2 separate regions of the Homo sapiens genome follow, and region 2 is linked to region 1. A link is a contact called in ENCODE Hi-C or POLR2A ChIA-PET data. All regions are on one chromosome and are shown on one strand. Each heading gives the region's core, a stretch centred on a gene start or an enhancer-like site at or near the end of the contact. The rest is flanking DNA. Distances are from core to core; before and after follow the strand shown. Region 1 has its middle 150 kb from the start of ECI2-DT. Region 2 has its middle 42 kb from the start of CDYL-AS1.

Evidence for each region. Hi-C counts contacts between places; a loop is a spot of excess contacts on that map. ChIA-PET counts read pairs that join two places held with the same protein, here RNA polymerase II (POLR2A). Pooled maps may share reads with other maps.
Region 2: a loop to region 1 is called in a map of PC-9, with 2.7 times the contacts of the local background. The contact joins two enhancer-like sites. A Hi-C loop is called at or near these places in 1 of 168 maps with a recorded cell type or tissue (PC-9) and 2 of 50 pooled maps. POLR2A ChIA-PET finds 5 or more read pairs at or near these places in 1 of 52 experiments (activated CD4-positive, alpha-beta T cell).

The regions. Positions count from the first base shown.
Region 1 is chr6:4,279,176-4,283,643 of GRCh38, forward strand. No RefSeq gene overlaps it. Among named protein-coding and RNA genes, the nearest start is that of ECI2-DT, 150 kb to the left of the region's middle. Within about 2 kb of position 2,681, at least 5 of the 41 ENCODE cell types and tissues checked have a DNase peak (open chromatin) inside an H3K27ac peak, as active enhancers do.
Region 2 is chr6:4,730,838-4,735,305 of GRCh38, forward strand. It overlaps a transcript of CDYL not described here. Among named protein-coding and RNA genes, the nearest start is that of CDYL-AS1, 42 kb to the right of the region's middle. RefSeq lists enhancers at 1,179-2,069, 2,070-2,959 and a silencer at 4,140-4,338. Within about 2 kb of position 2,259, at least 5 of the 41 ENCODE cell types and tissues checked have a DNase peak (open chromatin) inside an H3K27ac peak, as active enhancers do.

The DNA of each region.
Region 1 (4,468 bases), core at 1,431-3,930:
TTAGAGTATCATATCTTAGCACTTACACTTAAATCTCTGATTCATTTTGAGCTAATTTTGTATGTGGTGTGAGGTACAGGTCCAACTTCATTCTTTTCCATGTGGATAGCCAGTTATTCCAACACCATTTGTTTGAAAGACTATTCTTTCTTCATTGGGTTTCCTGGGAACCCTTGTCAAAAACCAATTAACTATAAATATATGATTTTATTTCTGGACTCTCAATACATGTCTATCCTTATGGCAGTACTGCACTGTCTTGGTTAGTGTAGATTTGTCATACATTTTGAAATTGGAAAGTTTGTGTCTTTCAACTTTGTTTTTTTTCAAGACTGTTTTGGCTATTCTGGGTCCCGTGTATTTCTATATAAATTTTATGATCAGTTTGTCAATTTAGACAAAAGAGGCGGCAGGAATTTTCATAAGGATTGCATTGAATCTGTAGATCAACTTAAGGAGTATTGCCATGTTAATGTTATTGTCTTCTAGAGTGTTATTCTTAAAAAAACAAGACAAATCACTGATTTCAACAGTTACTCAACTTCCATTTGCAACAGTTTAGTTTTTCTGCAATGTAAGTCACTCCTATTTACTCCAGCTACATTAAAAAATGGAATGCTTCACCTTGTCTGTAAATTATCTTCTTTGTACCAGATGAGCTCAACTATATTTCCTTATGAGACCTTAACGATTCCATTTTACTAGGGTTATTAGGTGTAGGTACTATATGAATTTCACTAAAAGATGAAGAAATCAGCTGGCCATGGTGGCTCACGCCTATAATCCCAGCACTTCGGGAGGCTGAGGCCGGTGGATCACCTGAGGTCAGGAGTTCGTGACTAGCCTGGCTAACATGGTGAAATCCCATCTCTACTAAAAATACAAAAATTAGCCAGGTGTCGTGGCATGCACATGTAATCCCAGCTACTTAGGAGGCTGAGGCAGGAGAATCACTTGAACCCAGGAGGCGGCGGTTGCAATGAGCCGAGATTGCGCCATTGCAGTCCAGCCTGAGTAACAAGAGTGAAATTTCATCTCAAAAAAAAAAAAAAAAAAAAAAGATGAAGAAGTCAAGGCAAAAAAACTAACATTCAAGCAATTACCTCACTTGCCACAGAAGAACAGCTAGATCTGTGATGAGAATGAAAGACTGTAGTTCCCACAGTACTGTGCTCTCCCGAGGAATTAGGAAGAGCTGGTTTCCCATCCCAACTGCTTGTTCTCCGTTCCCCTGTCTTAGTGTGGAATTTTGAAAAAGTACTTAATTTCTCTGAATCTGTTTTTTTATCTTCATTACGGTGGTGTGATCCAGGTGACCAAGTGACCTCGTGGGCCTGTGTCTGTAATATGACACACTCATTTTTAATGACAAATTATAGTTACCAAAGCTACACCCTCCCCAGCCTGGCTTCCAGAAACCCTCTTCACAGTGTCCCCTATTTGTTCTGAGTCTCAAAAGAGTGTCTCCTGTGCGCAGAGCCAGTCTGTTAGCTGCAGTCGTCTGCTCCATCACATCACTCCCGTTGACTCTCCTGCACCTGTTCCCCACCTCCACCCACCTTGTTTCTGCAGGGCCACAAGGAGTGCTTGTCATTGCATTGCCAAAACCAGGCAAGGTTGTTGTTTTGGGATTCATTCAAAGCTCCCTGTCCTATGGGCACCAGAGCAGGGCTGTTTCTATGCAGACAAGAAGAATAGTCTCCTCCACTCCAAATGCAGCAAGCAAGTCTGCCCAGCCCTGGAGTCCTTGACTCATACTTGAAGAATCCTATCAGCGTCATGCCCTTGTATTCCTGGCCATACTCCAGCTGGTGGAAGCCCTTAGAGGGGGGAAACATAGCATTCCATCACCACCTTCTCCCCATCACCTAGCCTGCTCCTCTCTCCCAGGTCACCACATAGAAGCTTGGATTAATGCAAGCCCACCAAAAGAAAACTGGCATGGGGCAAGGGGTGGGGGACCGTGTGTGGATCTTACCAGCAGCAGCTGGTGCCTGCTCTGGGGGCAAACATGAGGTCTCTGATGATTTAAAATGATACCTACCCCGGGAGGTGGCGTGAGATTAACTGAAATAATGCAAGGCAAGTCCTGGCACCAAAGACATTCCCCCCAGGGTTTCAAAATGTCAAAGATGATGAGGTCCCTTCTCTGGTAAAGGGTGCATTTATTTTCCAAATACTTCTCACTGCCTCAACGGAAATTTGCCTGGGCCTGTGGTTCCAGGGAACACTGTTTGGGGCAACCCCGTTTTCTTCCCGTGGACATGTGTGGCTCCATTCGAGTCCAGGAGGCAGACCAAACGCAGGGTCAGAATCGCTGCCTCGTATGCTCACCTGGACAGGCACTGGGAGATGAAGGACCATCTGTCTCTCGGTCCATGGTTTGGTCCAGCTGGTGCAAGAACCCCAGGTGCCGAAGGCGTTGCAGCCACCCTCCCCTGCCCACATGCCTGGGCGTCTCCGAACACTCCCCTTGGCGTCCACCACAAATAGAAGATTGTTTCATCCACCCATGCAAGGTCTTTCCCAGGACTCCTCCTACCCAGAAACCCAGGTGGTTCTCAGGGAGCTGCGCCAATCCCTCTGGCTGCACCCCGCAGACCCTGCCCACGCTCCAGCGCCACGTCCTCCGCAAGCGCGGTGATATGGCTCATCCTTCCCTTCTCGCCTTTCTCACAGCCCAGGTGCTGCACCCAGGCAGTCTGACGAAGCTGTTCCCGCTCCCAATCTGGCCAGACACGGCTCTGCGTAATTGCGCTCTGCGGTCCACCTGCTCCCCCGCGGCAGTCCCCCAGCTCCGCAGCAGGTGGGGCCGCCGCACAACCTCGCAGGCCCAGTGAGACATAGGAAACGCCAAACTGGGTTACGTAAGTGGGTTAGGCAGGTGGCGGGCGAGGTGCGTTCTACAGGAAAGTTGTGAATCAGGAGTCTGGCAACGTGAATTCTCAGTTCTCCTTTTGGTTTCATTACAACAAGCAGCTATTGGATGTCTGGTGTGTTCGCAGAAGTGTGATAGATGACTCCGTGTCGGAATACAGAAGCAGAGGGAGGGCTCTGGGAACAAAGCCCTGAGGATGAGACGCAGTCCTCAAACTCGACAGTTCACAGTCCGCAGGGGAGCAGACGTGGGAGCAATAATACAGCACATTACCACACATATAATAGTGAAAAATGTATGCAAGGTGTGGGGGGAGGGGGTGGATGGAGCGGGGAGGGGGGTGGATGGAGCAGGGAGGGGGAAAGAGAGCGATTCTTTCTGGAGTCAGTAAAGTCTCCAGGGACGCTCAACCTGAGTTTTGAAGAACAGATACAATTTTGCAAGGTGGCCAAGAGCATAGAAGAACGTTCTTGTTAGAGGAAACCAGAGTCGGGGGGTTTGGTGCCCTCCCATAATCTCCTCAACACCCTTCAAAGCTACCCTAAATAAGCATTCTAAGCATAAATAGCTAGTTTGCTATGTGAAATGTGAACTCCATGTCAAGACAAATCTGTACTGTCCTTTTCAATCCTACATACTAGCTTGAGCTGACACTCAGGGAGAGGTGTGGGTTGGGGCTTTGGGGACAAAGGACTGAGTAGTTCTGGAACTACAACAGGGGCAGACAAGACCATAAAGGACTTTGGAGGTCATGCTTAAGGACTTAAGCTTTATCTTGTAGGCTGGAGCTTGCAAGCTGGTGGCCATGAGATGACCTTTTTTTTTTTTTTTTTAAACCCTACGTACTTGTTTTGTTTAATTCTTATAAAGTTTTAAAAGTCAGTACCTTTCTGGCATCTCTTGGAAAAATCGGAGGGTTTGATGTCACTGGACTCACCATCCTGCCATAAGCTGGCTCCAGGTTGTAGCTGCTTCCTGGAAACCAGGCACCAGCTTGCCCTTTGTCTCAGTCCCTGCCATTCCCTCAGGCTTCCTGGGATCCTGTCTGGGCTCTGCAGGGGTCTCAGTCCCTGGAGGCAACAGGGACACACTTATCACTTGTCAGCACAGTCCAACGGTAAGATCTGGGCTGGTAACATGGTGAGGTGATTGAATTTGAAAGGAAGGGATGGAAGCAGGGAAACATGTCAGTCAGCCTTAGAGAGGAGAGTCCAGATTCAAGTAAAGTGGGAAACCTGTCCCTCCACTCCCCACCCGTGCACGTGCAGGTACACTCAGGCACACACTCTGAGTACAGCAAGACTGCTCTCTCTTCTTCAACTCTTTGAGTTCTTAGTTTCTTAAGATTTCTTTACCCTGTCAAGAATCACTCATGTTTAATTAAGACCACTTTCTTTTGAGAATAGGAGGGAAGTACAAATACCATTTTTTTGTAGGCCTGCTTCTCCCTTCTGCCCTCACCCTTAGAGATGGAGCTGGGTTTTGGCCCAAGGAGAACTTCAAATCTTGGACCATCAATTTTCCGACTCTAAAGGACCCCTCGCAGGATTAAGCTGCATACTTTTCGAGTATCTCTAGTATTCATCCCCC
Region 2 (4,468 bases), core at 1,009-3,508, 450 kb after region 1:
CTCACTCACCACCCCGTTCTGGTGACTTTCCTCTGCACACATTCCGCCTTGCTCTCCCTCTTAGTTTTTAACACCTATTTAGCAAATATCCTGGAAAAATATTTCCAAAAAAAGTTAAAAGTGGTTGTTTGGAATGATGAGATTACCGGTCCACTGTTGTTTGCTGCTTCTTTGCATGTTTTCAACGTCTGGGCCTGGAACAAGTGCAGGTATTCCTTTGCTCATTCCGTAACGATGCTCAGCATTGAGTGTGCTATCCTGACTAGTGCGAATACTCCATTGCTTGACTTCTCCTGTGTCCGGAACGTTACACTTCTGGTAATACATTGTACGATTGTATTTGTCTTTTTCAAGACCACTTAACACCTTCAGCTTATATAAATCTCGTAGCTAACTGAAGCCTCCAGGTTTTTTCACATGAAGTGTTCACATAAATCATGGATCTCCCAACCTATTTTCATCTTTATGAGTAGTTAAGACATAAATCCTTCTTACAGTATTAAAGGGTGCTAGTGTATTAAACTACCTAAATAGCCAGCATGCCTTTTAAAGGGGCTATCATGATCTAATTCAAATGGTAAGAATTCCAGGGTCTATGTCAGGTGCCCCTGGCTCCCTCTGTGTCTCATCCCCTTCCATTATGGATCCAAAAAACATGTCTTGAAATGTTGCCTCCTGGCCGGGCATGGTGGCTCATGCCTGTAATCCCAGCATTTTGGGAGGCTGAGGTAGGCAGATCACTTGAGGTCAGGAGTTCGAGACCAGCGCCTGGCCAACATAGTGAAACCCCATCTCTATTAAAAATACAATAATTAGCCAGATGCGGTGGCATGCACCTGTAATCCCAGCTACTCAGGAGACTGAGGCAGGAGAATCACTTGAACCCCAGAGGCAGAGGTTGCAGTGAGCCGAGATGCAGGTTGCAGTGAGCCAACATCGCACCACTGCACTCCAGCCTGAGTGACAGAGAAAGACTCTGTCTCAAAAAAAAAAAAGAAATCATTGCCTCCTGCAAAAATTAATATGCAAGAAAATTCAAGGGACTAGTAATCTGTGGAAGGAGGGGGAAGATGGTAATGTTTTATTTCTTTTCGGTGTCAATTACATGAGGTCATTTTATTTTATAATATATTCTCTTGTATGTGTGAAATACAAATTTTAAATATGTGATAATTTAAAAGTAATATGTAGAGTTGATTTAAAATAGGAAAAAATGACTGGGCATGGTGGTCCATCCCTGTAATCCCAGCACTCTGGGAGGCTGAGACAGGAGGATCACTTGAGCCAAGGAGTTTGGGACTGGCCTGGGCAACATAGCAAGATCCTGTCTCTACAAAAAGTACAAAAATTAGCTAAGCATGATGGTGCATGCTTGTAGTTCCAGCTACTCAGGAGGCTGAGGCGGGAGGATTGCTTGAGCCCCAGAGATTGCAAATGTAGTGAGCTCTGATTGTGCCACCGCACCCCAGCCTGGGCAACAGAGCCAGACCCTGTCTCTAAATTAATTAATTAATTTAATTTAATGGGAAGAAATGTCTGGGCACTGCGGCTTATGCCTGTAATCCCAGCACATTGGGAGGCAGAGGCTGGAGGATCACTTGAGGCAAGAAATTCAAGACCAGCCTGAGCAACATAGCAAGACCCCATCTCTACAAAAACATTAAAAAATAAAAAATTCACTGGGCATAGTGGTGAATGCCTGCAGTCATAGCTACTCAGGAGGCTGAGGTGGGAGGCTTGCTGGAGCCTGGGAGGTTGAGGCAGCAAATGAGCTCTGGTTGCACCACTGCACTGCAGCCTGGGCAACAGAGAGAGATCCTGTTTTTTAAAAAAAAAGAGGGGGGGATTGGGGGGGAATTCTCAGTATCCCTTCAATTTTGAGGGGAAAAAAGGTAATAAGAAAAAACAAGGAGAAAGCAATAGATAAGCAAATGAAAGGGAGGAAAACAGATTCAAGTTTGAAAAGGAAAATGAAAGAAAAGATAGCGGCCTGGAAGACAGGCAGAGATAGGAGGATTAGATGGAGTATTTGGCTGAACAGGGACAACAGAGGTGGTGAGGAGTCCCTGCGGCGCTGCAGAGTGGGAGAGAGCGGAACAGTGAAAGCTACTTCGGATCCTCCAAGAAACGTCAGCAAATCCATCCTATTCCTCAGCATTCTGCTTCAGCCACCTAAGGCAGTCAGCCTCCCACTGCCGTTCAGCCTGTGTGGCCCAGAGCCAGGAAGCACGTTCCCTCGCAGCTCTGGGTACAGATTCCCTATACACATGAGTGTCTCCCTCCCGGTGACTCAGCTGCTGTGCTTTCCTCTCCTTCCCCAGGGCCTGAGCAGTAGCCTGCCTGATGATGATCAAGCAGAGCCCTGCAAGTTTCAAGAGGAATGTCAGTGACTCTTCACTGAAACCCCCCAGGTAGGCATGCAGTGACAATCCAGGGCTTTCCTGGACACATTGCAATCCTAACCTCAGGGTAAAAGCCATGTCCCTGTTCCGCCACAGCATGGCAAAATCAATTCCAGTTGGATTAAAAAGTTACATGTTTTTAAAAAAATGAAACCGTAAAAATGTATGTGACTCAGATAAAGTAAAAAAAAAAAAAAGAAAAAAGTGAGTGGTTATGTGTTTTTAAAAAGACAGAGATCAAATGGATAAATATTACACAAGACTAGTCTAAATTGTTTGGTGTACACCATGAAATACTTTTTTCAACCTCTGGCTCCAAATCTCCAAACTTTTGTCCCCTTCCTTACTCCTTGTGCTGAACAGACAGCCTTTTAGTCACTCAGTTTTAAGAGAAACTTCATTCTGGTCATTAAGACTCCATCTCAGGTATGAAAATTTCAGTAAGTGAAGGCAAAGATTAATTTTATATTCGTTTAAAGGCTTTTCCCGTCCACCTAAGGCCAGGCTTGCAGTCCCTGTTCTGGAAGGTGGGCTGTTTGCTCTTTCTGCATTTTACTCCTCTTCTCCTCTCTCTCTGCAGTTTCTTTTTCTTTTTCTTTTCTTTTCTTCTTCTTTTTTTTTTTTTTTCTTGAGACAGAGTCTCACTCTGTTACCCAGGTTGGAGTGCAATGGCACAATCTCGTGTCACTGCAACCTCTGCTTCCTGGGTTCAAGCTATTCTCCTGCCTCAGCCACCCAAGTAGCTAGGATTACAGGTGATGGCTAATTTTTGTATTTTTTAGTAGAGATGGGGTTTCACCATGTTGGCCAGGCTGGTCTCGAATTCCTGGCCTCAGGTGATCCATCCGTCTCAGCCTCCCAAAGTGCTGGGATTACAGGCATGAGCCACCACGCCCAGCCCTCTCTCTGCTGTTTCCCCTCTGGCGTTGTCGGGAAGGGAGGGGAAAGGACTAGGGGAAAGGTGCCTTTATGTAAGTCATGCAGCTGTCCTGACAGTCAAACTCTCTCTCTGGGAGGGTCCCCTTGTGTGGGCTCAAGAGACCTTTGAGGGTCTCTCCAGGGCACTGTTGTCTGATGCATACTGGGTCATCTCAGAGTCCCACTCCTAGGCTCCTGCCAGCTCTCCCCATCACAGCCTGGGGCACATGATGCAGGGGGCTCCCCACCAGACAGCCAGCCACCTTGGGCGGGTCACCAGCCAGATGGCCTGAGTCACTGTCTGCTGCATTCACTTGGCCCACAGCACATCCTTCCACTCCACATTCCAGATGGGGAGAGTGTAGCTGCTCTCTCTGTCTGCTTTCTCTTCATCCCGCTGGGACGGGCTGCTGCAGCAAGACTTTTGCATTCAGAATTCTCTAGATGAAAAGGAGAGACCAGTTTCTATGTTCAGTTAGACTCCTAATTCAGGAAGGGGAGGGCACAGGGATGGGAAGTTGGGGGATGGGGATGGAGGGAAGATGGGGATGGGGAAGAGGATGGGTCCACCTCTCTCAGAAACTTTCTCATTATTCTGTGCTAGTGTCAGCACCAGATGGGCCTTCAGACCCCAGCATCTCCGTGAGCAGTGAGCAAAGCGGGGCACAGCAGCCTCCCGCTTTACAGGTAGGTCTTGGTTTCTCCCAGTGGCAAGCTTGGAGTCCATCTGGCAAGGAAGAGCCCATAGGGGAATCGCCCCACACCACACTCTCCCTTTACATCTGTCCTGTGCTTGGGTCCCTTTGGTGGTCTGGTGAAGCTGTGGACTCCTTAGAATGATGTTTTTGGCCGGGCACAGTGGCTCATGCCTGTAATCCCAGCACTTTGGGAGGCCGAGGCAGGCGGATCAGCTGAGGTCGGGAGTTCAAGACCAGCCTGACCAACATGGAGAAACCCCGTCTCTACTAAAAATACAAAATTTGCTGGGCGTGGTGGCGCATGCCTGTAATCCCAGCTACTTAGGAGGCTGAGGCAGGAGAATCGCTTGAACCCGGGAGATGGAGGTTGCGGTGAGCTGAGATTCATTACATCGTTGCACTCTAGCCTGGGTAACAACAGCGAAACTCTGTCTCAAAAAAAAGAAAAAA